Linked DNA regions of Homo sapiens: region 2 is linked to region 1. A link is an interaction called in ENCODE POLR2A ChIA-PET data of the cell type or tissue named here. Cell type or tissue: IMR-90. All regions are shown on one strand. Each heading gives the region's core, and the rest is flanking DNA. Links, peaks and the distances in the headings are about the cores only.

The links. ChIA-PET counts read pairs that join two places held together with the same protein. Peaks named below come from ENCODE experiments on the same cell type or tissue, not always from the same donor. Only the 100,000 strongest peaks of a DNase experiment are listed, where the experiment ranks them.
Region 2: POLR2A ChIA-PET joins it to region 1 with 12 read pairs; 3 of 35 experiments call an interaction of 5 or more read pairs at or near these places.

What each region holds. Positions count from the first base shown.
Region 1 is chr1:160,243,049-160,259,289 of GRCh38, forward strand. It overlaps DCAF8 (DDB1 and CUL4 associated factor 8), which reads right to left. Exons shown (of 14, transcript NM_015726.4): 3 at 912-986. The coding sequence starts at 960. Among named protein-coding and RNA genes, the nearest start is that of DCAF8-DT, 11 kb to the right of the region's middle. RefSeq lists a silencer at 8,988-9,117. In IMR-90, for the core only: no CTCF peak of the experiment used is centred there; a DNase peak (open chromatin) is centred at 13,823.
Region 2 is chr1:160,138,062-160,150,533 of GRCh38, forward strand. ATP1A2 (ATPase Na+/K+ transporting subunit alpha 2) reads left to right here. Exons shown (of 23, transcript NM_000702.4): 21 at 1,579-1,680; 22 at 1,832-1,923; 23 at 3,233-5,530. The coding sequence ends at 3,261. Among named protein-coding and RNA genes, the nearest start is that of ATP1A4, 7.3 kb to the right of the region's middle. In IMR-90, for the core only: no CTCF peak of the experiment used is centred there; no DNase peak of the experiment used is centred there; H3K27me3 peaks cover 763 bases.

The DNA of each region.
Region 1 (16,241 bases), core at 11,037-16,036:
AATTTAGCCTGTTATCCTGACCTTCAAGGTGCTAAGGAATGCTGGACTCTGTGCTGCCCAACTATATCCATTTAAAGGCGGCTTCTCTAATTTAAAAGTTGGCTCAGAGGTGAAGAGCTGGTTAAATAACCCAGGTGGTAGTTATACTCTATTAGAATTTTTATATTCTGCCTTCAAATCTGCCCTAAAGCCAGTGATTTGACACTTGGCAGCACTGGTCCTGAAAAGAAGGAGGAGGGAAAGGAAGGAAGGAAGGAAATAAATGGAAAGAAGGGAGGGGAAGTAAGGAAAGGAAATAAGGAGGGGAAAGATGTCCCACTCCTAGTTGGGTTGTAACTTCATCCCTTATGTAATCACCTTTTTTTTTTTTTTTTTTAAAAAGACGGGGTCTCGCTATGTTGCCCAGGCTGGTCTCAAGCTCCTGGGCTCAAGCGATCTGCCTGTCTCAGCCTCCCAAAGTGCTGAGATTATAGGCATGAGCCACCATGCCCAGCCATGTAATCTCTCTATCAAACTACTACTTACTGTGGAAAGGGACCTCTCAATATAACTGGGAAGCTCATCTTCCCTAAAATTCCCTTGTTCCTACTAGCCATTAGATTTTATTTTTCTCCTTTACTAACAGCATTTCCTAGGTTCTGCCCATCCTTATAGCTTTATAGAACTCCAAACCACTTGACCTCTTAGAAGTACAGCTCTGTTATTGATATTTTGAAAATGATCAGATAAAATCAGAAGAAGCAAAAGCATAATATAGTCCAAGGTGTTTCCTGTGTAGTTTCCTAAACTCAGAACAACACAGGAAAGTTTCCCTCTCTCCACTAAAATCCAGGCCTCCACTCTATCTTGCAGGGAGGAGGACAACCTCAGTTGATAGTAAAAATAGCTTCACCTTCATTTTGGCCCCTTACCATTAGCTAAGTCTGTTCTGCCATCTGTGCTGCTCCCTTTGCTGGACATCTTGAATGATGTTTGCTGTAGCCAGCCTGGGTTTGGGAGAGGAAGAAACCAAAACAATTAGGAAACCACCTGGGAAAGAAGACAATAGGGACAAGGAGATTTAACAATGTACAGGTTTTATCATTTTTATAAAAATGATTTGTGTATGCATGCTTAACAGGTCTTCTCAGCTTGTGAAATTTTTTCTTCCTTATGTTTTCTTCCCTATGTTTAAAATCCATATAATGATATATTTTTGGGGAGGTCAAGTGCCATCTCTTTACTTCACTCACTGAGTAACTGGCAGTGATTTTTCAGATGCGAAAGTGGGAACTAAAATAAAACCTGGAACAGGAGGCACATATCAAATGACAGGTACTGCAAGCCAAGAGTCTCAACTCAATACATAAAGCTAACTTCAGCATTGCCCCCTAGGCAAGAATCTTCCAATGTAAATAAGTGACATATGTATCCTCAAACTCTGTACAACACTTGTTTTCACAACATAAAGAGGTGGGTCAGATTCTGAGTATCATTTTACACACAAATCAACAGAAATCAACCTCTTGGGGGAAGAGATTGAGCTTTCTGTTCACTCAGATGACTAACTTCAAACCTATTATTATTATTCTTTCTTTTTTTTTTTTTGAGACAGAGTCTCATTCTGTCGCCCAGGCTGGAATGCAGTGGCGCTATCTAGGCTCACTGCAAGCTCTGCCTCCCGGGTTCACACCATTCTCCTGCCTCAGCCTCCCAAGTAGCTGGGACTACAGGCGCCTGCCACCATGCCCACCTTTCTGTATTTTTAGTAGAGATGGGGTTTCACTGTGTTAGCCAGGATGGTCTCGATCTCCCGAGTGATCCGCCCGCCTCGGCCTCCCAAAGTGCTGGGATTACAGGCATGAGCCACCACGCCCAGCCCAACTAACTTCAAACTTATTAAAGGCACAGATACTAAGGATTATAGAGCTGAAACTAGAAATCAGGAGCACCCTATCCCTAGGAAAGAAGCTTAAGTTGTTTTGTTTCCCTTAGGACTAACAGTCAGAGTCTCTAAGCACAAAGACAAAGGTGGGGAAGAAAAAGGCAACATTTCCATTAAACCATCTCATCCCATTTCATATAATGGCAAACACTGTTTCACCTAACAGCACCAGCTTTCACCAGACTCATCTTTCCTTAACAAGGAATCAGGGTATCTAACTCACTTCCTTTTATGCCACTATAAAACATTCATATTTTTTTCAGAGCCTCACTGCCACCTCCAGTAAATTCCAAAGAGCAAAGAATAATATTATTCAGACCAGAATTTTATTAAGCCCTTTCAGTGACTTGGACAAAAGGCACTAGTAAAAGACAAAGTATAATTATGACCCCAGTCCTTGTACCCAGGCACACTGGCCTCTAATCTTTCAACAGCCCTTTCATTCCCATGACAATTATTCCAGAAGCAGCCTCATCCTTATCTTTTCCTCCGCTACCCTCTATAGAAATCTAAGCTGCTTCATTAAAAGTATCCTCTGTCAAAAGACAGTAGCCCAAAGATTGTTCATAATAGGCCAAGGTGGGAATAGAAATACTGCAAGACTGGGGCTGAAGCTGACTGAACTTCAGGAAGGGACACCTGGAAGGGTGATGATGAAAGACAATGGCAACAAAAAACAGATATGTGAAGCAACATGAAGAAAAATAGTGAGAAGCTGTTTGCAATGCATTTTGTTTTCCTCATTTTTGAGGTAGACAGTTTTGTATAGCATTCCTCACACAGCACTTGTTTTTCCCTCTCAACAGTCCTTGTTTATATTCTTTAGAATAGGAGCCTATCTTCTCCATCTAGAGTTTAAAATTATATTAATTCCTATCAAGTGGGGAAAATGTACTACTTTGTTAAGATTAATCCCAGCACTTTGGGAGGCCGAGGAGGGCAGATCACCTGAGGTCAGGAGTTCGAGACCAGCCTGAGCAACATGGAGAAACCCTGTCTCTACTAAAAATACAAAATTAGCTGGGCATGGTGGCACATGCCTGTAATCCCAGCTACTAGGGAGGGTGAGGCAGGGGAATTGCTTGAACCTGGGAGGCGGAGGTTGTGGTGAGCCGAGATCGTGCCATTGCACCCCATCCAGCCTGGGCAACAAGAGCAAACTCCGTCTCAAAAAAAAAAATTAAAAAAAACTTATAAACTAAGGTAATAAGCAGACCAGTGTAACATGAAGAACAGATCTGATGTTTTCCCACCTCCATAATCAAAACTCTTTACCATACGTTTCACCCCACTATTATCCACTCCCAGAGAATTCAAAAGCAGCTGCAGAGAACCTCTCTCAAAACCAAGCATCAACTCCTACAGGAGCCCAGACTGCCTGAACTTTTGACTCATAATTGCTCTAGAAAATACATGTGCACAGATGATAAAAGTAAGTAGAATTAAATGTCAAAATTTCTGCAGAAGGATACTCTAGAGCAGTGGTCTCCAAACTTTGATTATGAACCTATATGAGTGAAAACTTTGAGCAGGAACCTGATGCTCACAGGTGTGGCATGCACCTGTAATCACAGCTACTCAGAAGGCTGAGAAAGGACTGCTTGAGCTCAGGAATTCAAGACCAGCCTGGGCAGAACTGTGAGACCCTTGTCTCTATAAATCAGTCAAGGAGGCAGAGATGCTGTGCCCTAGGTGTCAAGTATAGGAGCCACTGAAAAATCTTTTCCAGCCAGGCACGGCAGCTCACGCCTATAATCCCAGCACATTGGGAGGCCGAGGCAGGAGTTGGAGACCAGCCTGGGCAACATAAGAAGACCCCCGTCACTACAGAAAAGAAAAAAATCAGTCAGGCATATGCCTGTAGTCCCAGCTACTTGGGGTAGGGCTGAGATGGAAGGATCACATGAGCCATAGAAGTTGAGGCTGCAGTGACCTGTGATTATACCACTTCTCTCCAGGCAGGACGACAGAGCAAGACACAGTCTCCAAAAAAATAAAAAATAAAAAATCTTTTCCATTACCAAAGAATACAGTCTTAACTTTATAAACTGAGGTCTGCAGAGAACATATTTGATTCAAATCCAAACTATCTTCTTCACTTTTCACTGTATTTCCAACAAATCCACTATTTTTACTTTGATCAACTTTCATGTAAAATCTAGTCCAAAGCTAATCTTGCTGAGGTTGGAAAAGCTGATGAGCTCACTGTCCCAGGTAGTTGGAGGAGTTTAATTAGATTAGCTCCACTGTTCCTACTCTAAAAATAACCATAACTCCTGCCAAACTGAAGGTTAAAGAGTAACCCACTGGAGGGTGAGGAAAAAAGACCCAGGTGCCATTTTAATTTCACTAAGAAATTCCAGTGACCTAGATTTTTCTTGTCTTAATAAGAATAAAGCCTTAAATTTTTAACCAATTACATGACAAAATATTAACTAAAAACCAGGCAGAAAGACTTTACTACGCTGGATAAGAGTACTCTGTAAAAGAGATACCAAGTGTCTCTTGTTTAAAACTACTGGGGCTGCTCTTTTCCTCTAATATGATGAAAGATCTGCATAAGAGACTACGTATCCCTTGTCCGGTGTATCCTCTTACCCAAAATGCTTGGGGCCAGAAGTGTTTCAAATTTTTAAATATTTGCAATATACCAGTGGAGCATCTCAAATCAGAAAATTCAAAATCCAAAATGCTCCAACGAGTATTTCCTTTGAGCATCAAGTTGGCATTCGAAAAGTTTCAGATTTCAAAGCATTTTAGATTTCAGATTTTTTAATTTGGGATGCTCAACTTGTACCAGAATAACTGAACATTCAACTGCCAAAAGAAAAAAACTAAAGAACCTCAATCCATACATTGTACAATATACAAAAGCTAAGTCAAAATGAATCACAGACCTAAATATAACTTAAAACAACACAAGTTCCAGAAGAAAACAAAGAAAATAACCTTTGTGACCTTGGGTTAGGCAACAATTTCTTAGGATAGGACACAAAAAGCACATACAAAAAAATTAATCAGTTGGATTTATCAAAATTAATAAATTCTGATAAATCTGAGCGGTGGTTCAGGCCTGTAATCCCAGCACTTTGGGAGGCCAAGGCGGGTGGATCACCTGAGGTCAGGAGTTCGAGATCAGCCTGGCCAACATGGTGAAACCCCCGTCTCTACTAAAAATACAAAAATTAGCCGGGCGTGGTGGCACATGCCCGTAGTCCCTGCTACTGGGGAAGCTGAGACAAGAGAATCGCTGGAACCCAGGAGGTGGAGGTTGCAGTGAGCCAAGATAGTACCACTGCACTCCAGCCTGAGTGACAAAGAGAGACTCCATCTAGAAAAAAAAAAAAATTAAAATATCTCCAAGAGATACTGTTACAACAATGCAAAGACAAGCTACAGACTGGAAGAAAGTATCTACAAAACATGTATTTGATCAAGGACAGTAACCAGAATATCCTTTAAAACTGTCGCAACAGGCTGGGGCTGGGCGTGGAGGCTCACGCCTGTAATCCCATCACTTTGGGAGGCCGAGGTGGGCAGATCACGAGGTCAGGAGATCAGGACCATCTTGGCCAACATAGTGAAACCCCGTCTTTACTAAAATACAAAAAAATTAGGCAGGCATGATGGTGCGTGCCTGTAATCCCAGCTACTAGGGAGGAGGAGGTTGCAGTGAGCTGCGATCGCGCCACTGCACTCCAGCCTGGTGACAGAGCAAGACTCCATCTCAAAAAAAGAAAAAAAAAAAACTGTCACAACTAAATAATTATCGCGAGCTGGATATGGTGGCTCACACCTGTAATCCCAACACTTTGGAAGACTGAGGTGGGAGGATCACTTAAGTCTAGGAGTTCAAGGCTGCAGTGAGCTATGATCCTGCTACTCACTGCACTCCAGTCTACGCAACAGAGTGACACCATCTCAAAAAAAAAAAAGAGGGCGGGTGTGGTGCCTCACACCTGTAATCCCAGCACTTTGGGAGGCTGAGGCGGGCAGATCACCTGAGGTCAGGAATTTGAGGCTGGCCTGACCAACGTGGTAAAACCCCATCTCTATTAAAATACAAAATTAGCTGGGGGTGGTGGCACATGCCTGTAGTCCCAGCTACTGGAGAGGCTGAGACAGGAGAATCGCTTGAACCTAGAAGGCAGAGGTTGCAAGTGAGCTGAGATCGCACCACTGCACTCCAGCCTGGGCAACAGAGGAGACTCCATCTCAAAAACAAACCAAAAAAAGTACTGTAAATAATAATCCCTTGAAAAGATCCTCAACATTATTAATAATTAGGAAAATATAAATTAAAACCACAATGAGAATCCACTAAACACTTATTTGAATGGTCAAAAATTGTTTAAATAACAAAAATTTACTTTATTAAGTACTAACAAGAAGTAGAGCAACTACAACTCATATACACTGTTACTAGAAATGCAAAACAGTACAGTTACTTTGAAAAAAGCAATTTGGCAGTTTCTTATGAAGTTAAATATACACTTATCATACAACTCAGGAATCCCACTTCAGCTTCAGGAATTTATACAAGAAAAAAGAGGCTCAGACCTGTTATCCCAGCAATTTGGGAGGCTGAGGCAGGAGGACTGCTTGAGCCCAGGAATTAAAGACCAGCCTGAGTAACACAGCAATACTCCATCTTTAAAAATAAATAAATAAGATAAACAAGAAGGAAAATGTATGTCCACAAAATTAAAAATACCCTGTAGGTGAATGTTTTAATAGTTTTACTTAAATTCATCAAAAAACTGGAAACAAATTTTCTTCAGCTGGGTCATAGATAAACAAATTGTGGTAGGTCCACACAATGGGATACTACTGAGTAATAAAAAGGAATGAACTACTGATACAAGCAACAACATGGATAGATCTCAAGTATGTTATGGTAAGTGCAATAATTCAGACTCAAACAGCTATACAATATATGATTCCACTTATAGTACTTTCTGGAAAAGATAAAACTATAGGAATAGAGGGATCAGGGATTGCCAGGGCTTGGAGGTAGGGGAATGAAACTGACTACGAAAGGGCATGAGAAAACCTTTTGGAATGATGGAAATGTTCCATGCGCCAATCACAGTGGTGTTACATAACTATGCCTTTGTCAGAATTAAAAGAATAGGCCAACTCAAAAAAGGATAAATTTTACTGTATATAAATTATACCTTAATAAACGTGGCCTAAAAAGAGCGAATGCAGGCCGGCGCAGTGGCTCATGCCTGTAATCCCAACACTTTGGGAGGCCAAGGCGGGCAGATCACCTGAGGTCAGGAGTTCGAGACCAGCCTGACCAACATGGAGAAACCCCATCCCTATTAAAAGTACAAAAATATTAGCCGGGCGTGGTAGTGCATGCCTGTAATCCCAGCTACTCGGGAGGCTGAGGCAGGAGAATTGCCTGAACCTGGAAGGCGGAGGTTGCGGTGAGCCAAGATCGCACCATTGCACTCCAGCCTGGGCAACAAGAGCGAAACTGTCTCAAAAAAAAAAAAAAAAAAAAAACAGGATGAGAGAAGAGTGATGGGGGAAAATCATGCAAATTGTTAAATGACATAATACCATTAAAAACACTAAATTCTCAAGGCTGTGATTAATAGAAGTTGACAAAAATGGTCAATATATCATAGCAAATGAGAGCATAATGTCCAGACTTCTCACTTGAAAACGAAAGTGCTGAAAGGATTTTTGCTGCAACCAAGACTGCCTGTGTGATTTATCAGCGACCATATTAATGGCAAGATGAATCCTAAATACATAAAAAGTCTACAACCCTATTGTCTTGGTGATAACTAAGAATAGCAGAAATTTAAGTAGCTCAAAGTTGTTCTTGTGGTTGTACTATTAATTTGTATGTTTATGCTCTTTATTTTTTTTAAATTTCTCTGAATTTCATTTTAAATCCTCTGGTGCCTAGGGTCTATGAACACTGGTCTGACAACTACCTTACCTTGAGCCCGATCGAAACATCAACGTGTAAATATTATTATTGTCCTTGATCCCTTTACTAAGACCTGAATTCGGTCTGTCAAATCTCATGGTTTATATAATCCCAGCATTCTCTCAAACCAGTGCCTGCCTCATTCTGCTACTCAAGTGCCCAACTCTCCTACATAAACACCCATATTTAAATGAGACAAGGTTTTAGAATTTCCTCTGAAAGAAGAAGGTGATAAGAAAATACTTCAATTATTATTAAGACAGAGAGCCACACAGTCCCAAGTTTCTCTTGGGAGGACAGATGTCCCATACCACTCATAAATGAGCAGCTGTTCAGGGTTGATCTCCATCCAAAGTACAAATTTGCTTTTCTAGGTCCCACAGTCCATCTGGTATCAACTAGTTCTACTTTCTCCACCTCCAATTTTTGTTTCCAAGATGAAATGGCTCATTTTAAGTTTATTTTACTTTTCTTAATATTTCTCCTTCACAAGAAACACTTACTTCTCCAAGCCTACTTGCCTTCCACACTCTAATAGCATAGTGGTTTTGCAGATGTTCTTTTTTTTTTAAGACAGGGTCTCGCTGTTGTCCAGGCTGGAATTCAGTAATGTGATCTCAGCTCACTGAAGCCTCGATCTCCCAGGCTCAAGTGATGCTCCCACCTCAGCCCCTCCAGTAGCTGGGACTACAGGTGCATACTGCCACACTCAGCTAAATTTTTTGTAGAGATGGTGGTGGGGAACATGTTGCCCAGGCTGGTCTCGAACTCCTGGACTCAAGTGATCCACCTTCCTTGGCCTCCCAAAATGCTTGAGATTACAGGCACGAGCCACTGCACCTGGCCGTATAGTGTTTATTAATCAGAGAACCTCAGGCACTGAAACTCAAAGGATGACCCCAAAGAGGCTGAAACTCATTATATAAAGCATGTTTATGGTAGGTAGGACTTTAGTTCTGGGCTATTTTCTATTAAGTACTTGGAGGGGTCCAACATATGACACTGTCTCCTCTGGTAGGCTGGACAGATGAGCAGAAAGAAACTGAATGTTTCTGTAACAGAAAAATTAATCTCTATTCCTACTGTGCTGAAGATCTGACAGTACAAACAACCCAACTGCAGAGAGACTCTAGCAGGTAGACTCTAGCTGGGAGTCTAGGCTACTCATTTTTATACAAATCACAAGCCTCTGGCACCACCCAGTGGCCTATGTGTAAGCAAACATGCTGTTACACAACAGCATTGGTACCAGGCAATTTAGAAGCTACAAATATAAACAAGGCAGTCACAATCCCATTTGTAGCCAATTAATCAATTAGGAAAAATGAGTGATACAAGAGATAAAAGTATCTATCATTTTTTAAAAAGATAAATAGAATGCTGTTGTGGTTGAACAGAGGAAAAGATTATATTTAGTTTCAGGGAAAAACGAAATGCTTCCATGGAAAATTAGCTTTTAAGATGGGCTTTAAAAGACAGGCAGGATTTCAACGGGTAGAGTTGAGAAAGACATTCCACAGGACCAGAGCAAGAAAAGATATGGAGGTTAAAAACCTGACATGGTCAAGAAACATATATGGGTAGTCTACTTTGGCTAGATGGTAAGGTATAGTTGATTAGTTAAGAAGTATAATAAAAGCTTTGTTGTTGGGGGGCAGGCAGTCAGGCATCAGAGAAATTATTTTGTCAAAGATAATAAGATGGACTGAAATGAAGGAAAAGGAAAGAGAAACAAGTTTAAAAGCTATTATAGTTGCCAAGATAAGAAGTAATGAGGGGCTGTCTTGGGTTGATGGCAAAAGGAATTAAAAAGGGATCAACATGAGAATCGTTGTAAAGGTAGATAATGTTTAGCTCAATAAGCAGTTACAAAGCTGAGTTAAGAAGGACAAGTTCTTAGTCTGGCGCCCAGAGAAAATCAAGTGACACAAATGAGAAGCTGGCAGGTGGGATGAGAAATTATTCTGAATAAATTTAAAATCCAAGCCGACATGTTAGGAAGGTACTGACGAACAAATTTAAGTTTGGAACTTAAATAAAGTAAGGCCAGAGATACAGACTTGTGAATTATCTGTACAGAGAAACTTCAAAATCAAACACCTTGTAAATCATATCTCACTAAAACAAACAATTAGTTACCTAAGAAGGCTCTGGGAGAGGATGTTCAAGGGAAGAATCTTGAGGAATACCTACCCTTAGAGAAGAGAAAGGAGAGCAGAGAGAAAAATTGAGAAGAACGAATAATCAAAATTAAACCTCTGGAAGTCAAGAATAAAAAGGTTTCAAGGTGAGGATAGGCTGGGCGCAGTGACTCATGCCTGTAATCCCAGCACTTTGGGAGGCTGAGGCTGGAGGATCGCTTGAGTCCAGGAATTTGAGACCAACCTGGGCAACATCAGGAGACCCTGTCTCTAGAAAAAATTTAAAAATTAGGCTGCGCACAGTGGCTGACGTCTAAGTGACGCTGGTAATCCCAGCACTTTGGGAGGCTGAGGCGGGTGGATCACCTGAGGTCAGGAGTTTGAGACAAGCCTGGCCAACATGGTGAAACCCTGTCTCTACTAAAAATACAAAAATTAGCCACACGCGGTGGCATACGCCTGTGATTCCAGCTACTCAGGAGGCTGAGGCAGGAGAATCACTTGAACCTGGGAGGCAAAGGTTGCAGTGAGCCGAGATCGCACCATTGCACTCCAGCCTGTGCGACAGGGTGAGACTCCATCTCAAAAAAAAAAAAAAAAAAAAAAAAAAAAAATAGCAGGGTGTGGTGGTGTACACCTGTAGTCCCAGCTACTTGGGAGGCTGAAGTGGGAGGATCACTGGAGTCCCAGAGGTCGAGATTGCAGTGAACTGTGATGGGGTCACTGCACTCCAGCCTGGGTGACAGAGCAAGTCCCTGTCTCAGAAAAACAAACAAAAAAACCAAGAAGGTAAGGAGGATAGTCCATGCTTCCAAAAAAATACAGAGAACAGTATACTGTCAAAAGGCTGTAAGAGTCAGAACAGCTTTTCCCCTGGAATTATCTCAGAGATTGAATGGAATGCTGATTTTCTCTCCAGTAAAGAATCATAAAACACTAGGATTCAGCTATCTCTTAAATCTATAAAAATTATTTCCTGGGATGGGTGCGTGGCTCATGCCTGTAATCCCAACACTTTGGGAGGCCGAGGCAGGCGGATCATGAGGTCAGGAGTTTGAGACCAGCCTGGCCAACATGGTGAAGCTCCGTCTCTACTAAAAATACAAAAATAAGCTAGGTATGGTGGTGCATGCCTGTAATCCCAGCTACTGGGGAGACTGAGGCAGAAGAATCGCATGAAACTGGAAGGCAGAGGTTGCAATGAGCCAAGATTGTGCCACTGCACTCCAACCTGGGCCAAAGAACGAAACTCTGTCTCAAAAAAAAAAAAAAATTGTTTTCTTAAAAACTCATTAGCTTACCAATATAGCATAACTATGTCTAAACAATAAAAAAAGTTTGTATTCCTACTGTCATTTGAATAATTTATATACATATGTTTATAAGAAATATTTAATTCTACCTTTCAGCTTCATCTCTTGGCTTTGAAAAGCCCTGGTTTTTTTTTTGGCCAGGTACCATGGCTCACGCCTGTAATCCCCACACTTTAGGAGGCCGGGCCGGGTGGATCACGAGGTCAAGAGATCAAGACCATCTTGGCCAACATGGTAAAACCCCATTTCTACTAAAAATACAAAAATTAGCTGGGCATGGTGGCATGCGCCTGTAGTCTTAGCTACTCGGAGGCTGAGGCAGGAGGACTGCTTGAACCCGAGAGGGGAAGGTTTCAGTGAGCCAAGTCATGCCACTGCACTACAGCCTGGCGACAAAGCAAGACTCCATCTAAAAAAAAAAGAAAAAAGAAAAGTCCTATTTTTAAAGACAGCATGTGTTATGAAAGAAAGAAAAGGGCTTTGGTGTCAAACAGACCTGGGTTTGAATTCTACCTCTACCACCTGCTTTTGAGTTTTTCTTTTGTAAAATGGGATAATATTACCACCCTGCAGGAATTTAGAGGATTAAAAATAATGTATGCTAAGAGCCTGTTTGTACATAGTAGCCATTTATATTATTTTTCTAGTTTCCCATCTCTATACCAGACTACATTTCCTAGAAAATCCTGGACCTCTTTACCACTCAGCAATGATTCTCCAAACATCGTATATAATATAGGACACAGTCCCAAGTCTATGAAATCTGCTTACCCTTTCTGGCGTTTTAAAGAATTCAGAGAGCTCCGTTAATATCTTCTTTCAAGTATTCATGTTCTACGAACTGCAGTAAGACAATCTACCCAGGAACCCACAATATAAGCCTCCCTAAGTTTTTCTCCCTCTTTTAATTTTTAAAATAGATTTTTTTACTATTATTATCGTAGAGACGGAGTCTCACTATCTTGCCGCGTGGTCTCAAACTCCTGAGCTCAAGTAATCCTCCTACCTTGGCCTCCCAAAGTGCTGGGATTATAGGTATGTACCACCACACCTGGCCTCTTCTCCCTCTTGAAGGTTCTGAGGATACCCAAGATGGAAGACTGCAAAGCAATCACCATGGATAATGATGAGGATTCAAACTATGAATAAGGAACTTTGTTCCTTCTTTGAATTAATGCCTTCTCTCCCTATTGGTAACATAAAATGCCCAGTGTTTATAGTTTACTGGCTTTAATTATTGTTTTTTTATTTTTATTTTTTTGAGACAGGGTCTCACTCTGTCACCCAGGCTGGAGTACACTGGTGTGATATTGGGTCACTGCAACCTCTGCCTTCTGGGTTCAAGCAATTCTCCCGCCTCAGCCTCCCAAGTAGCTGGGACTACAGGTGCATGCCACTGCAGCTGGCTAATTTTTATATTTTTAGTAGACACAGGGTTTTGCTATGTTGGCTAGGCTGGTCTCAAACTCCTGACCTCAGGTGATCCGCCCGTCTCAGCCTCCCAAAATGCTGGGATTACAGATGTAAGCCACCGTGCATGGCCTCTGGCTTTAATTCTAATAACAGTATTTCAGACTATGTCAGGAATGCACTCTAACCCTTAAGTGTTAATTTCCAGCAGCAGAACTAAGCAAACTTTTTTTTTTTTTTTTTTTTTTTTTTTTAAGAGACAAGGTCTTGCTATGTTGCCAGCCTGAAACTCCTGGGCTCAAGCAGTCCTCCCAACTCAGCCCCCCGAGTAGTTGGGATTACAGGTACATGCCACTGCACCTGGCTAAGAGAACTTTCTATAAAAACATCCAGGACCATTTATCTCAGTTTAACTAATTCCTAGGGAAATCTACTTTTCATTTTGTTTCCATCTCAATTTACATTTACATCAGAAGTCTGTTGCCATTAACAGTTTTTGCCATTTATATTTCAAATTTTTCTTAAACTGGAGAGGATTTAAGATGAAAAAATGATGCTCCCAAGGTACAACTTACAATAAAACATTAAAGAGAGGCTTAAAACCTCAAGAAGTGCCTTCCTACAGGTTAGGTTAGAAGAAAGGGTCTAATGTTGGATTCTAAGTAAGGTTAACAAAACATACCTGGTAATGTGGCAATCATTAAAGTACACCAGAGGAATACAGTAACTTGACTACCATTAGAGGTAAACCCTATAGTAGCTTTCCAGATGGCTAAGAAAAAGCCAGGAAGAAAAAAAAAAATGGCACGTGAGGCAAATATGTATGCTTCACTTTAGAACTTGGCCAGACTTCCTTAAACAGTAACTTCAGAGGATAAACAGCAAATATCTAATCTAAAATGTTTGCATTGACCCAATCCACTAGACATACTATTAATACATTTCATTAATAAGATGACATCTTTGTCATATTAATTACTCCCCAATGCCCTATTGGCAACCTCAAGGCAGCCTCCGTTCATTAATTTATCTGTATCATAACACATTCCTGGGGTTAGATGGTACTTGAGAAATCTGGCTTCTGGCCCAGGAACTATGTCCTACAGAGGTAGAGATAAAAAAAAACTGCTGCAAAGAAGTGACTAATTCATAAAATTCATCACTCGCTAATTTTTGAAAAGCTTTCAAAGACTTTCTACTCACTCCAAGAGCAGAATGACTAAATCAATAAAGAGCAAGTAGCCTCCTTTTCTGACTGATTTTAACAGCAATGATGTTTCTTGGCTACATTTGTAAAAATAAAAGATGAAGTTTTTAATATTACTATAAAGCTAATCTAAAACTCACTGGCTTTTGGCTCTAAAATGAAAATATACAAAGTCACTACCCCATGCCTATTGCTGATTCAATTAATTCAGTTGCCTGTGTTCCAAATAGGTGAGGGTAAACAGCAGATTATCTTAGCTCACTGATAATCTGCTTTAAAAAAAAAAAAAGCTAATTCAATCTCAGAGACTTAAAAACTAACTCTAACACCAATGTTATGCAATAAAAAGTCTGGTTTGGATACCGTTATTTCTCTTTTATAATCTGGATATTTCCTAGACATGTTTAGAATAAACTTTTATACAGTAGAAATAATGGAGTAATGAATCTATCTACTGAAAGCATTTTAATAGTCACTTTATGATTTTAAAAGCCTATTACTCCCCTGATAGAATACAAGACTTAGAGCACGAAACTCAAGATCCCAGTCTTTCACAACAGGGTGCGCTTCTATACAATGTCTCCTACTAGAATCTGTTTGCTTTTAAAATGCCAGTATTGTTTTAAACTGGCAACAAAGAGGCTGCTTTCTTTCAGCTCTCTGTAGACAAGCTTCTGTCTTAGGTTGGTCCTACTCCACACTAAGGACCATGGCACTGGAACTGATTCTTTTTTTTGAGACTAGGTCTCGCTCTGTTGCCCATACTAAACTGCAGAGGCGCAATCTCAGCGCACTGCAGTGATCACTGCGCAATCTCAGCTCTACCTCCTGGACTCAAACAATCCTCCCACCTCAGCCTCCCAAGGAGATGGGACTGCAAGTACTTGCCCCATGCTTGGCTTTTTTTTTAAACTTTTTGTAGAGACAAGGTCTCAATATTGCCTAGGCTGGACTTGAACAACTAGGATCAAGTGATCCTCCCACCTTGGCCTCCCAAAAGTGCTGGGATTACAGCCATGAGCCAGCCGCACTCAGCCTGGCAGATTCTTATACATTTAATTGACTGCATTTAGCAGGGTGCAGTGGCTCACGCCTGTAATCCCAGCACTCTGGGAGGCTGAGGCAGGAGGATTGCTTGAGCCCAGGGGTTTGAAACCAGCCTGGGCAATATGGTGAAACCTCATCTTTACAAAAAATACAAAAATTAGCCAGGTACGGTGGCGTGCACCTGTAGTCCCAGCTACTCGAGAGGCTGAGATGGGAGAATCACCTAAGCCCAAGAGGTCGAGGTTGCAGTGAGCCATGATAGTGCCACTGCACTCTAGGTGACAGAGTGAGATCCTATTTCAAAAATAAATAAATAGACTGCACTTTAAGAGGTTGGTGGTGGGAACTAAAAGGTCACAAGCATTCTTAGCCTCCCACTCTAATCATCCTAGGAAATACTACCTAATAAGATGTCACAATTCTTAAGTAAACACCTAAAACCCTGGAAATATAAAAATATCTTCAAGCTGGGTGCTGCGGCTATGCCTGTAATCCCAGCACTTTGGGAGGCCAAGATGGGAGCATCACTTGAGCCGGGCAAGTAAGACCTCATCTCTTTAAAAAAACAAACAAACAAAAAAAAAACAACCAAAAATTAGCTAGGTATGGTGATATGCCCCTGCGGTCCCAGCTACTCAGCTGAGGTGGGAAGATCACTTGAGCCCAGGAGTTTGAGACCAGCCTAGGCAACAAAGTGAGACCCTATCTCTACAAAAATAAAAAAAACTTTAGAAAGATAAAAAGTTTACAGTGTGGTCCACAGACTAGAAATACTGATTTACTACATATAGATGTCACCTGGACATTCTTACCCAGCACATAAGGAAATAAACAGTCCAAGTTATCCCTCTTTCAAAGTATTTCCTTTTCTCCTCCCATCCTTTCCTTCACCCGACATGGATCTTCAGAGTTCATAAAAACACAAATGATACAAATGCAATCTCAACCCACCTCACCACCACCCTGGAGAATCCTTACCTTACAATGGAGAATTTAGACCCTGGATGATGGTAATGAAAAGTTCATCAAACCTAAAATGGTCACTGGTCTGAATGACACAGCTGCTTTCATTGTGATATTATCAGTACTTAATTTTCATGTGCCCTTGCCAAAAAGATACGAAAGAAAAGCCAACAAAAGGTTTAAAACTCTTCATCTGTGCTGTCATATTATTAAGACGGTCCAGCTGTGGAGCTGAAAAAAGAACTCTTTGGCCGGGCATGGTGGTTCACACCTGTAATCCTAGCAC
Region 2 (12,472 bases), core at 4,478-9,477, 110 kb before region 1:
AGGTGGGAACATGGCCATAGTGGCTGCATCCAGCCCATCTTAGAGGCAAATGGGAAAAATGGCAAATGAAAATCAGGCTGGGTACAGAGGAAGAGTACTAATACCACCACAGGCCTCACCTTAGGTCCCTGGGCCACTGGGGATCCTCAGAGATGCTATTTGCCTTATTTTGAAAAGCTTTATGAAAATAAAGCACTCACCTATGCGAAGGCAACCAGGCTTACTAATGTGTCATTCTTAGGCAAAAGCCAAGAGCGCATATCATGACGTGGTGATCGGATGCTGATTCACAGTTCTGTCTGGAAGCCATGGATAGTTCTAATTAATTTTAAATGGGGAAATGTATTCAATACTTATTCACAAATGTAGCTTGAGAGACAAACAATTAAATGTGGCCTTTACAGAAGAAAATAAGGAGGTCCTTAGTGAGTGAAAATTTGGAAATCACTGGCTTGAACCAAAAAGAGGTACCTTGTGTAAGAATACAAAAGATGGAGTAGCCGGGGACAGTGGTTCACACCTGTAATCCCAGCACTTTGGGAGGCTGAGACAGGAGAATCAATTGAGCCCAAGAGTTTGGTACTAGCCTGGGCACATGGTGAAACTCTATCTCTACAAAAAATATAAAAATTAGCAGGGCGTGGTGGCACACACCTGTAATTCCAGCTACTGGAGAGGCTGAGGCAAGAGGGTCACTTGAGCCCAAGAGGTGGAGGTTACAGTGAGCTGTGATCGTCCAGCCTGGGCAACAGAGTGAGACTCTGTCTCAGAAAAAAAAAGTGGAGTAATAATGTGACTGAACATTTTCCAGGTCTGTCACTGAACATTTCAGTGACAGAACATTGCAGAGCTTTTCACGTGTTATCTCCCTTAATTTTCCCAGCAACCCTATGATAAAAAGGTAAAATCTCCATTTGATAGAGAAGGAACGTGAGGCTCAGAGAAATTCAACATTGCCTGCAACCCAAAGCTAGTCAATGGCAGAACTGGGAATAGACACCACCTGTCTGACTGCAGAAACTGCCCTGAGAACCTCCTTATTCTATCCTGCTTTTCAATTCTGATAAAGTGAACATATATTAACCACTTATTATGCAGTGATCCCCTTTACATTCTCTGAATTAAATATCTATAATGAAACCACCACCAGGAACTGTGGGAGATGCTGAGACGGTAGAAGACATACATGGGCCCTGCACTGAAGGAGCTTTCAAGCATCTTGCTGGGGAGACACACTTTCATGGGCCCTGTGCCTGGAGCAATAACAAGATCATGAGACAGGCCCCATGTTGACCACCGTGTCTCCAGTACAGAACACGTCACCCAACACCTAGAAACAATTATTTAATGAATGAATATACGTGCAATAGACAACATTCGGACGTAAACTCAGTAAGCAGAAAAACAAATAACATCTTCCTTTGGTTACATAAAGCATGAGAAGAGGCTGTTGGAAGAAGACATGCGACTATGTCGTTTAGAATTCTCTCTCCTCTTTCCCTTGCACCCCAGGGGTATCCCAGGATCTCTGCCTCCATGATCCCCCTTCACCTGCCACCTCCTTTCTTTGCCTTTCAGGAACAAGATCCTGATTTTTGGGCTCCTGGAGGAGACGGCGTTGGCTGCCTTTCTCTCTTACTGCCCAGGCATGGGTGTAGCCCTCCGCATGTACCCGCTCAAGTGAGTGTCTCTTTCGGGCGGCCTGAGTAGTCATACGGGGGGCCTTCAGCCCCCTCCAGGATCCAAGTTCTGATCGCTTTGAATGCTCCTTTATGTGACAGCCACCAAGCCAACCTCTGATGCTGCTGACACTCTCCTCCATTGCTTTCAGAGTCACCTGGTGGTTCTGCGCCTTCCCCTACAGCCTCCTCATCTTCATCTATGATGAGGTCCGAAAGCTCATCCTGCGGCGGTATCCTGGTGGTAAGCCCCTCCACATTCCCCCCAGCAAAGTGCAAGCCCCACCACCAGCTCCTCCCTCCAGGACCACACGCAGACTCCACTCCCACTACTGGTTCCTGCTTCTGTTCCTCAACACCCTCAGATCCTGGGGTCCCAGGTCCCAGGAGCCCTGACTCTTTCGAACCTGTTGTCTCTGCCCTCTTCCCATCAGATTCTAAACCCCGCCTAACTCACAGTTGGTCTCCGAGGCCCTCCACCTTCCACCTGAAACCACAGAACATCAGAATTAGAAGGGCCTTTCCAGGTCACCTAGTCCCACGTCCATATTTTACAGATAGAGGAGGCTCAGAGGTGAATCTGTTCAGGGTCGTAAAGCAAAGAATAGCAGGACTGGTACTAGAACCCAGGCCTCCTGATCCCCACTCATCAACCGACAAGTTATTGTTTTTCCTACAAGCGTTTTTTAATCACTTAGTAGAGGTTAAAATATGATGGCTTACAAACCAAATACTGTCCAGGAATACTGTTTGGTTTGACCTGTGCCATATTTTGTGTGTGTGGGGGGAGGAGGGTGGATTAATTGGTCCGATATAGAAAATTTAGGGTCTTTCACATAAAATCTGAATTCGACTTCTCCTGAAGATCAGAAGAGCTGTTAATCCCATGTCCACATCTCTGCACAGCAAGAATGGACAGCTGCTCCCTTAGACTCTCGTTCGTCACCTGAAGAGGCCCTGTGGGCGTTTGCATTTTCACCCTCGACCTATTCTGCCCCAGCCTCCAATGTGCTAAATACAAGTCTCCCCTAAAGGCAGGTTCACCCTCCCTTCCTTTAACCTATGGCCCCAGCTCACTGGACCTCCTTCTCCTCCCTTTCACCTTCTTTTTTTTTTTTTTTTTTTTTTTTTTTTTGAGACGGAGTCTCGCTCTGTCGCCCAACCAGGAGTGCAGTGCAGTGGCACGATCTCGGCTCACTGCAAGCTCCGCCTCCTGGGTTCAAGCAATTCTCTTGCCTCAGCCTCCAGAGTAGCTGGGATTGCAGGCGCATGCCACTATGCCCGACTAATTTTTTGTATTTTTAGTACAGACAGGGTTTCACTGGGTTAGCCAGGAGTCTTGATCTCCGCCTGCCTCAGCCTCCCAGTATGCTGGGATTACAGGCATGAGCCACTGCACCCAGCCTCCTTCCACCTTCCTAAGCCACTTCCCCCAGTGCCCTTCACCAGGCTTCTCCTTCCACCTGGCTTCAGCGACCCAAGCCCCTAGGAAATTGATCTCTTGCCTCCTTTTAAGCTCATGCTGCAATCTCCACTCCCAATCTCTCTAACAGGCTGGGTGGAGAAGGAGACATACTACTGACCCCATTGGAAGAAGAACCAGGCATGGAAAGATGGGGAGCTCTGGAGGTGTTGTGGGGATGGTGATGGAGAGGGATGGAAATAACGGGTGGCATTGGGTGGCAACATTTGGGGAGAGATAATGAGGCAACTCAGCAGGCTAAGTTGCGGGGTATATAAATTGGGGTGATGACCCCATAGACCTAACTGTGAACAATCAGATTAGACACTATGTGTTAGAGTCCCCCCGACCAGATCCTTTTCCATCCCACTCCACTATGTTGTCTATTTTTTCTGAGGAATTAAGGGTTACCCCACCCTGCCCACTCCCATCCCTTCAACCCCACTTCCTACTGTAATAGATCAGCATCCAAAAGCAGGAACCCATCTAAACCAGAAGGAAGCCCTCTCAGATCACCCCAGCCTCACTCCATTTCCCACTTCCACCCCCGTTAGCTTCCTGCAGGACTCTATCCCTGGCTTCCCCTTCAGACCTTGCAATCACAAAAGGTTCTTCTGGTGAGTGCAAGAGCCTGAGACTGGAAAAGGTGGACTTGTCTCCCAGTCGAGGCTGGTAAGGGACCTTCAGGGAGAGCTGGGCAGACAGGTGGGAGATGGAGGTAGGGCTGGCTGGAGGAAGGAAACAACAAAGGAAGTGAGGTAGTGCCAATGACAGGACATTTGACATGAGTCTCCAGATAGATGTCGTGGACTCCAGCTCTACGTCCCACATTTTAGAATACCCCACCAGCAGAACAAACTCAGATCTCATCAGGGTAGCAGCAGAGGCAGGACCAGAAGGCAATCAAGAGCTTCCAGAAATGCCACACTTGTGTGCCACAGAGTTCCCCGCTGACCCTTGGTTAGGGGTCCTCTTAGTCCACAAGGTCCGGATGTCACTCATGTACTTAATAACACTTCACCTTCTGTAATACTAAGTCCTCAGAGCTCCATGCTGTTCTGAAAGGGATGGCCACAAGTTCTTTCCCAGCCTCTTCCATTCCCTTTCTTTTCATGCCCATCCCGATGAACCTGCATCATTCCCCGACACTGCCAAGCCAACCCTGGAAAAGGAGTTCGCTGGCCATTGGCTAGAATCAGGGTGGAGAAGTTCCCTGAACCTTCCTGTCTCCCAGGGACATGTATGCTTCCAGGGACAAGCTTAGGTCATGAACATGGTCAGAACCTTTGGACAAGAGGAAAAATACTAAGAGATTTGCTTTTTCTGGGTGCGGTGGCTCATGCCTGTAATCCCAGCACTTTGGGAGGCCGAGGCAGGTGGATCATGAGGTCAGGAGTTCGAGGCGAGCCTGGCCAACATGGTGAAACCCTGTCTCTACTAAAAGTACAAAAAATTAGCCAGTCATGGTGGCACACGCCTGTAATCTCAGCTACTCAGGAGGCTGAGGCAGGAGAATTGCTTGAACCTGTGAGGAAGAGGTTGCAGTGAGCTGAGATCGTGCCATTACACTCCAGCCTGGGCGAAAGGGTGAGACTCCATCTCAAAAAAAAAAAAAATGATTTGCTTTTGACGTCTTAGGTGGCAGGGCTGTTCCCTCCAGGCAAATGCCCTTCAAACCGACGATCATTGTGCCCACTTACCCTGGGCTGGAGAGTTGGTTTCAGGTTCCTACAGGAGATAGCTTTCTTTCCCTTACTCCCTATCTAACACTTTTGCTCTGCAGGCAGCCTTGCCCATTCTCTAAGCCTGGCTTAGAAGGCACTGGGAATGTCCTGTAGAGAGAGACCTAGATAGGTCATGCAAGTGAGAAAGACATCTGAGGAAAATGGAAGACCTAAGGCAGACAGGAAGGAAGCACAAAAGACAAGCATTGGGTCAGACCCATAAACCACCTCCCAAAGGCTGTCATTTCATTGCACTGGAATTTTGCTTTATCAGAAGCAAGGAAGTAAGGGAGTCATTGCCTTGGGCCTGGGAATCTAAGTGGGAGACAATATTAATTTGGATCCGATTAATTGGAGATTACTAACTGTGGACAAAAGTTTATCTTTGCACAATCAATAAAAATGGCATTTTTTTAGTAAATTAAGAGCATAAACAATATTGCTAGAGGTGGCATGTTTAGTCTACCAAAAACAATACTTTTCAGGCACTTTAGAAATATCCTTTTAGAAGCAGCGAGTGCATGGGCTAATTATCATCAATCTTTATGTATTTGTTAAAGAAACATCTACAGGATCTTTATTGGTGACCTTTTGTAAGACATTAGTTTGAGGTACTACCTATGTACTTGAAAATAATAAAGTGGCATTTCTTTATGAAAAAAAAAGAAATCTCTTCCATAATTCAGATTTCTACACTTTATACTTGCCTCCCTCCTAAATCGTGATATTGAAATATGTGCTGTGGCAGAACTCGGCTTGTAGGGAAAGCAACAAAGAGATAGCAAGTGTCAGGGATGGGAGGGAAATGGTCTGGGAGCAGATGATGTCCGTGGAGAAAGCAAGAGGGGAAGAAGTTAGGTTGCAAAATAACCTACAAGAAACTATAGCAGGAGCCTCCTTCCTCATGCTGATCCCACCCTAAGAGCCACAAGAGTTTGTCCAGGACAGGGAGGGGCCTGTGAGTCTATTAAGAACAAGATCCTCAGGGGCACTTCTGCTTTTTCTGTTCCAGACCAAAATCAGGCCATTCTCTATCTGATGGGATGGGGGAAGGAGATAGTGGGTTGAGGAGCCCAAGAGTCAACACCAATTCACAATCTGTACTTCATGCAGAGCTTTGTCCTGGGTGCTCTCTTTAAGGGGTGGGGGTAAAGTGGATGCAATCCTTGAAATTCACCTGAGTAGTAGACATCAGAAACCATCATGGACAGAATGTAATGAGCAGTAGGGGGGACGCTTGTGTGCTGGAGATGGAGGGGTGGGTGGGTGGGTGTGCATTGCTCCAGGGGGGCCCTGGGAATGGGAGAGAGAAAGACACCAACTCTTACAACCTATGCCAGGATTTCAGAATAACGGTCAGAAGTCAATTCTTGCCCAAGCCATATTGCAGCCCCTTTATTATGACTCTTAACAGTGTCATTAATGACAGTTATAGTTAGTAGTGATTATAAGAGCCTTAATCACAGCTCATTTTGTGCCATAACTATGCCAAAATTTTATTTGTATAGTCTCCGTTCATCCCACCACAGGGCCTTTATTCTTGATGGTCCCTCTGCCAGGAACACTTTTCCCTAGTTATTCACATGCCTGGCTTTGTCACTTCATTCAGATCACTCCTTAAACATCAGTAAGATCCTCACAGAGGACCTCAAATAAAATGACTTCCTGGAACCTCTTTCTCTGTTCTCTTCGTTTTTGTTCATAAATACTTATTACCTTAAATTTAGATAGAAAGACAGCTAGATGTAATATTTAGAAAGATATACATGTATTTTGTTGCTGTTTATGCTTTTGTTTGTCTGACTCCTCCAGTATAAGTTCCATGAAGACAGAGACTCTATTTCTTTTGTTCAACACCTTTATCCTTAGCACCTAAAACATCTGACACACGTTAGACAATTAATAAATATGTGTTGGATGACTGAAAGGATCCTCACAGTAATTCAGTAAGATGGAGACTATTATTATCTCCAATTTACAGATGAGAAAACTGGTGCTCAGAAAGTTAAATTATTATTCAAAGTTTCAAAGGTAGTAAGCATCTGAAGCAGGATTCAAACCTAGGCCAGTCTGACTCCAGGGCCTGCCCTCTTAACCATGCCATGCTCTGCAACTGCAAGAACAGAAAGCCTATGTGCATGGACAGAGCCTGACTAGCCCAATGGCTCAGTGAACTGGGGAGGCTGCCAAGGGAGCCAGGAATTTGTGGACAATTAACATTTGAGCAGCAGGGGCAAGGCAGATCCGTGAGAAAGGGAGAAGATATGATCTCAAAGATGCGGTAGGGGGTTAAGAAAAAGATCCAGGCCAGGCACAGTGGCTAACGCCTGTAATCCCAGCACTTTGAGAAGCCAAGGTGGGCAGATCACTTGAGGTCAGGAGTTCGAGACCATCCTGGCCAACATGGTGAAACCCTGTCTTCCACTAAAAATACAAAAATTAGCCGGGTATACACCTGTAATCCCAGCTACTCAGGAGGCTGAAGTAGAAGAATGGCTTGAACCCAGGAGGCAGAGGCTGCAGTGAGCCGAGATTGTGCCACTATACTCCAGCCTGGGTGACAGAGCAAGACTTCATCTCAGAAAAAAAAAAAAAAAAGAAAGAAAGAAAAGAAAAGAAAGAAAGAAAAAGATCCAAAGAGATTTGATGGTCTGCTAGAGGATTTTAGCAAAAAGAAGAATCTTACTATTGAATGTAATCTGAGAAGCTAAGGCCAACTTTTGACCCAGGCAGAAAGTCTTTCCATGGCATTTTCTTTTTATCTACAGAATAGGAAATGTGATCATGCATCAGAGATAATCAGAGATAGTCACTAAATATTCATAATGCTAAGAACGCAGCAAAAAATAGGAAGAAAGTGGTTAGATCAATATCAAAGGAAGACATTTAATACAAAGTGAGTCTTTCAAAAATATCCTTGGCTCCAGTGAATTCAATGAAGGATTTTTTGCAAATTCCTCAAAGAATTTCCTTATATTATTTAAAATGTGCTGGAATATAAAAAATTATTTTGTGTTTTGTGTTGCCCAGCCTATTTTATGAGATAAGTACTATTTTGTTAAAATTTTATATTTAATATAGATAATAAATTGACTACCCCAAATGGTGGAATGCAAGGATAGCATATTACAAGGAAAATGTTACAAACAACTAACATTAACTAGACAAAGGATGAAATAATCATTTCAAAAAAGGTTGAGGAGGCTATCAGTAAAATTCAGTATCTATTACTGATAAAAATGTTGGAGGAAAAAGTGTATCAGAAAATATAATCATGGGCCAGTCGCGGTGGCTCACGCCTGTAATCCTAGCACTTTGGGAGGCCGAGGTAGGTGGGTCACCTGAGGTCAGGAGTTTGAGACCAGCCTGGCCAACGTAGTGAAACCTTGTCTCTACTAAAAATGCAAAAATTTGCGCGTGGTGGCACGCGCGCCTGTAATCCCAACTACTCGGGTGGCTGAGGAAGGAGAATCACTTGAACCCGGAAGGCATAGGTTGCAATGAGCTGAGATCCCGCCATTGCACCTCCAGTCTGGGGTACAAGAGTGAAACTCGGTCTCAAAAAAAAAGAAAATGTAATCATGTTCAGAGAAGAGAGGAAAGGATGTAGTAAGTCTAGAAAACCAATAACAGCAACTATAACAAATAATTGCAATAAAACATTTGAAATCCTCGATAAGCAGTTTGTGTTTAAAAGTTCTACAAAGGCCGAGCGCGGTGGCTCACGTCTGTAATCCCAGCACTTTGGGAAGCTGAGGTGGGCGGATCTCTTGAGGTCAGGAGTTTGAGACCAGCCTGGCCAACATGGTGAAACCCCGTCTCTACTAAAAATACAAAAAAAAAATTAGCCAGGCATGGTGGCGGGTGCCTGTAATCCCAGCTACTTGAGATGCTGAGGTTTGAGAATCACTTGAATCCAGGAGGCAGAGGTTGCAATGAACCGAGATGGTGCCACAGCACCCCAGCCTGGGCAACAGAGACTCCATCTCCAAAAAAAAAAGTTCTAAATAAGCCAGGTGCTATGGTTCACGTCTACAACCCCAGCACTTTGGGAAGCTGACGCAGGAGGATTGCTTGAGCCCAGGAATTTGAGACCAGCCTGGGCAACACAGTGAGACCTCATCTCTATTAAAAAAAAAAAAAAAAAAATTAGCCTGGGGTGGTGGCCCACACCTATGGTCCCAGTCACTTGGGAGGCTGAGGGAGGAGGATCGCTTGAGTCTGAGAGGTTGAAGCTGCAATGAGCCATGGTTGGACCACTGCACTCCAGCCTGGGTAACAGAGCAAGACTCTGTTTCAAAAAATAAAAATAAATAAATAAAAATTCTAAATAAATAAAACTTTGTTTTTAGCGAGCATAACTCCCTAAAAATCCAAGAAATTCAGCCAAAACAAAGCAACAGCATCAATAACAAAAAAAATCCTAGAAGCAATAAATTCAAAGTTACAGGGTATATGGGTATCAGTTTTCAAAGAAGCAAATGTATCCCTAAATATTAGGGAGACAGAAAATACAGCATAAAGAGCTTCTATTTACAATAGAATGAAAACAAATTACGCTCAAGGTTTACTGTGTGCAGCACATAGTAACTATTAAAGAAAATTTAAAAGTACAATGAGAAAAATAAAAAAACATGAATTCATGGAAAGCTAAACTTGACTGCCATTTGGGAAGGCAGAACGTAGTAAAGATAAAAATAAGTTACTATGAAAGAGTCAATTCAATATCAATTAAAATCCTCGCTGCATTTTTATAAAACATGACATATTGGTTGTGACATTCAGCTGCAAGAGTAATCAGGCAAGAATCTCAGAGGTTTTTTCTAAGTAATTATGAAGCAAATGAATAGATCACTGATGCTAACATATTTACCCCAACAGATTTTAAAACACATCAGACCACTGGCCGGGCGCGGTGGCTCACGCCTGTAATCCCAGCACTTTGGGAGGCCAAGGTCGGCAGATCAAGAGGTCGGGAGTTCAAGACCAGCCTGGCCAACATAGTGAAACCCTGTCTTTACTAAAAATACAAAAATTAGCCAGACATGGTGGCGCATGTCTGTAGTCCCAGCTACTCAGGAGGCTGAGGCAGGAGAATCGCTTGAACCCGGTAGGTGGAGGTTGCAGTGAGCTGAGATTGCACCACTGCACTCCAGTTTGGGCAACAGAGTGAGACTTCGTCTCAAAAAAAAAAAAAAAATCAGACCAAAGTGGCAATTATCAAAACCTTGTAGCATTAAGATAAAACCTGAAAACTCATTAGTCATTCAACATCTATTCAGGGACTATTTGTGGACCAGCTGCCCTGTGCCAAGCACTATCCTAGGAGCCAGGTATATAGCTGTGGAAAAAAACAGGGAAGGTCCCTAGGGTCATGGAGAACCAGACAAGTCAACAAGACAAGTCAATCAGACAAGTCAACAGTTAACAGGCAGGATAATTTCAGAGGGAGAGAAGTGTTGTGAAGATCAAAAGTGATAGAGAGAGGGCTGGCGCCGGAGGGGCTGTTTTGGATTTAACTATGAGAGAAGGCCTCTCCGAAGAGGTGGACTTTTGAGCTAAGATCTCTAGAACAAAATGAGGTTTCTAAAAATAATTTCAATTGATTGTATCTCCATAAAGTTGCTTTTGGGCAATGCCCATCTGCAAGACTGAGCTAAGTGTTATTGTCACATAGATGATGCATAGAAAAACATATGAATTTTAACTTTAATTCTAACCTTCTTCTTAAGAATTTTATGTTCATCTACATTAAACACAAAGACTGGGAGAAAACATTTGTGTTATATATGACAAGGGTTTCCTACAAATCAATATAAAAAAGAAAACAATGGAAAATTGGGCAAATTGTAAGAATGACAATTTACAAAATAAATAAATAAAGTCCAAGACCAGGCATGGTGGCTCATGCCTGTAATCCCAGCACTTTGGGATGCCCAGGCAGGCGGATCACCCAAGGTCAGGAGTTCAAGATCAGCCTGGCCAACATGGCAAAACCCCATCTCTACTAAAAAATACAAAAAAATCAGCTGGGTATGGTGGCGTGTGCCTGTAGTCTCAGCTACTTAGAAGGCTGAGGCACGAGAATCGCTTGAACACAGGTGGTGGAGGTTGCAGTGAGCTGAGATTGCACCGCTGCACTCCAGCCTGTCAAAAGAAAGAAAGAGAGAAAGAAAGGAAGGAAGAAAGGAAAGAGAGAAAGAAAGAAAAGAAGAAATGAAAGAAAGAAAGAAAACCAGAAAGCCAGTAAACATAAGAGAAAATGCTCACATTGACAATTTAAAAATGCAAATTAAAACTACAAGATATCAAAGTTCACTGATTATAATAGTAAAAATCAAGGTCATCTAGCATAATCAAAGGTGTGGAAGGCAGACATTCTTGCATCCTGTTGTTGGGATGCAGATAGATAAACACTTTTAAAGACCAATTGGCAGAATCTTTTAAGATTGTTAATGAGTGTACTCTATGATTCAGCAACAGGAACTGATTCTACAGAAATAGAAGCTCAAGGGCCTGATGATATCTATGTGCAAGAATGACACTCTAGCAATTTTATTAATGGTTAAAAAAATGGAAAATATCTCATAAATCCATCAGTAATGGGAATGATTGAATAGAGCATGGTCAATACAGAATATGGAAGCCTCACAGCACTGAAAAAAAGAAGCTTTATGTACATGACAGGTTGGTAGAGAGTTGAATGATTGTTTAAAAGTTGAAAAATACCTCCTTTTAGATATCTATTTGTATAAACATAGAAAAAAGACTGGAAGGACATGCAGCACATTGTTACCAGCAGTAACTTCAGCAGTGGGGAGAATCTGAGTTTGGAGGGAGGGAAGGTGGGGCTTTCAATTTTTATCTTAAACATTTTTAATAGAGAAGAAAAATCCAATCTGTTAAAGAAATAGACGATCATTTATCCCAGCTGGGAAGGGAGCATTTCTATTTCTGAATATTCAAGGAGGATTGCATCAGCACCAAGATGAATGTTTCCAGATACAGTCATATTTTTAAAAAGCATGCCCAACCAAAATGCAATTAAATAAATATCAGGCCAGGCTTGGTGTCTCACTTATGTAATCCCAACATTTTAGGAGGCCAAGGCCAAGGATTGCTTGAGCCCAGGAGTTTGAGACCAGCCTGGGCAACACAGGGGCACCCCGTCTTTACTAAAATAAAATAAAAAAAATTAGCCGGGCATGGTGGCACATGCCTGTGGTCCCAGCTACTTGGGAGGCTGAGGTGGGAGGATCACTTGGACCTGGGAGGTTGAGGCTGGAGTAAGCCATAATCGCACCATTACACTCCAGCCTGGGCAACAAAGTGAGATCCTGTCTCAAAAAGTAAATAAACAAATATCAAACAACAGAATGGGAAAATCTATGTGACGTGCATAATTGAAAAATATATATAATGGTTGACAGAAAAGTATAGATGCTTCAGATTATTCTTGGAAGGAGGTAGAATCCTATGGACATGCAAAACATATATACAGTTAATATAGTCAAAGCACTTACTGAGACACCAGAGAAGGTCAATGGAAGAGGTAAGTACATCATTTTAAAATGAGAAAATGCAACGCTATCACATGGAAAAGCATA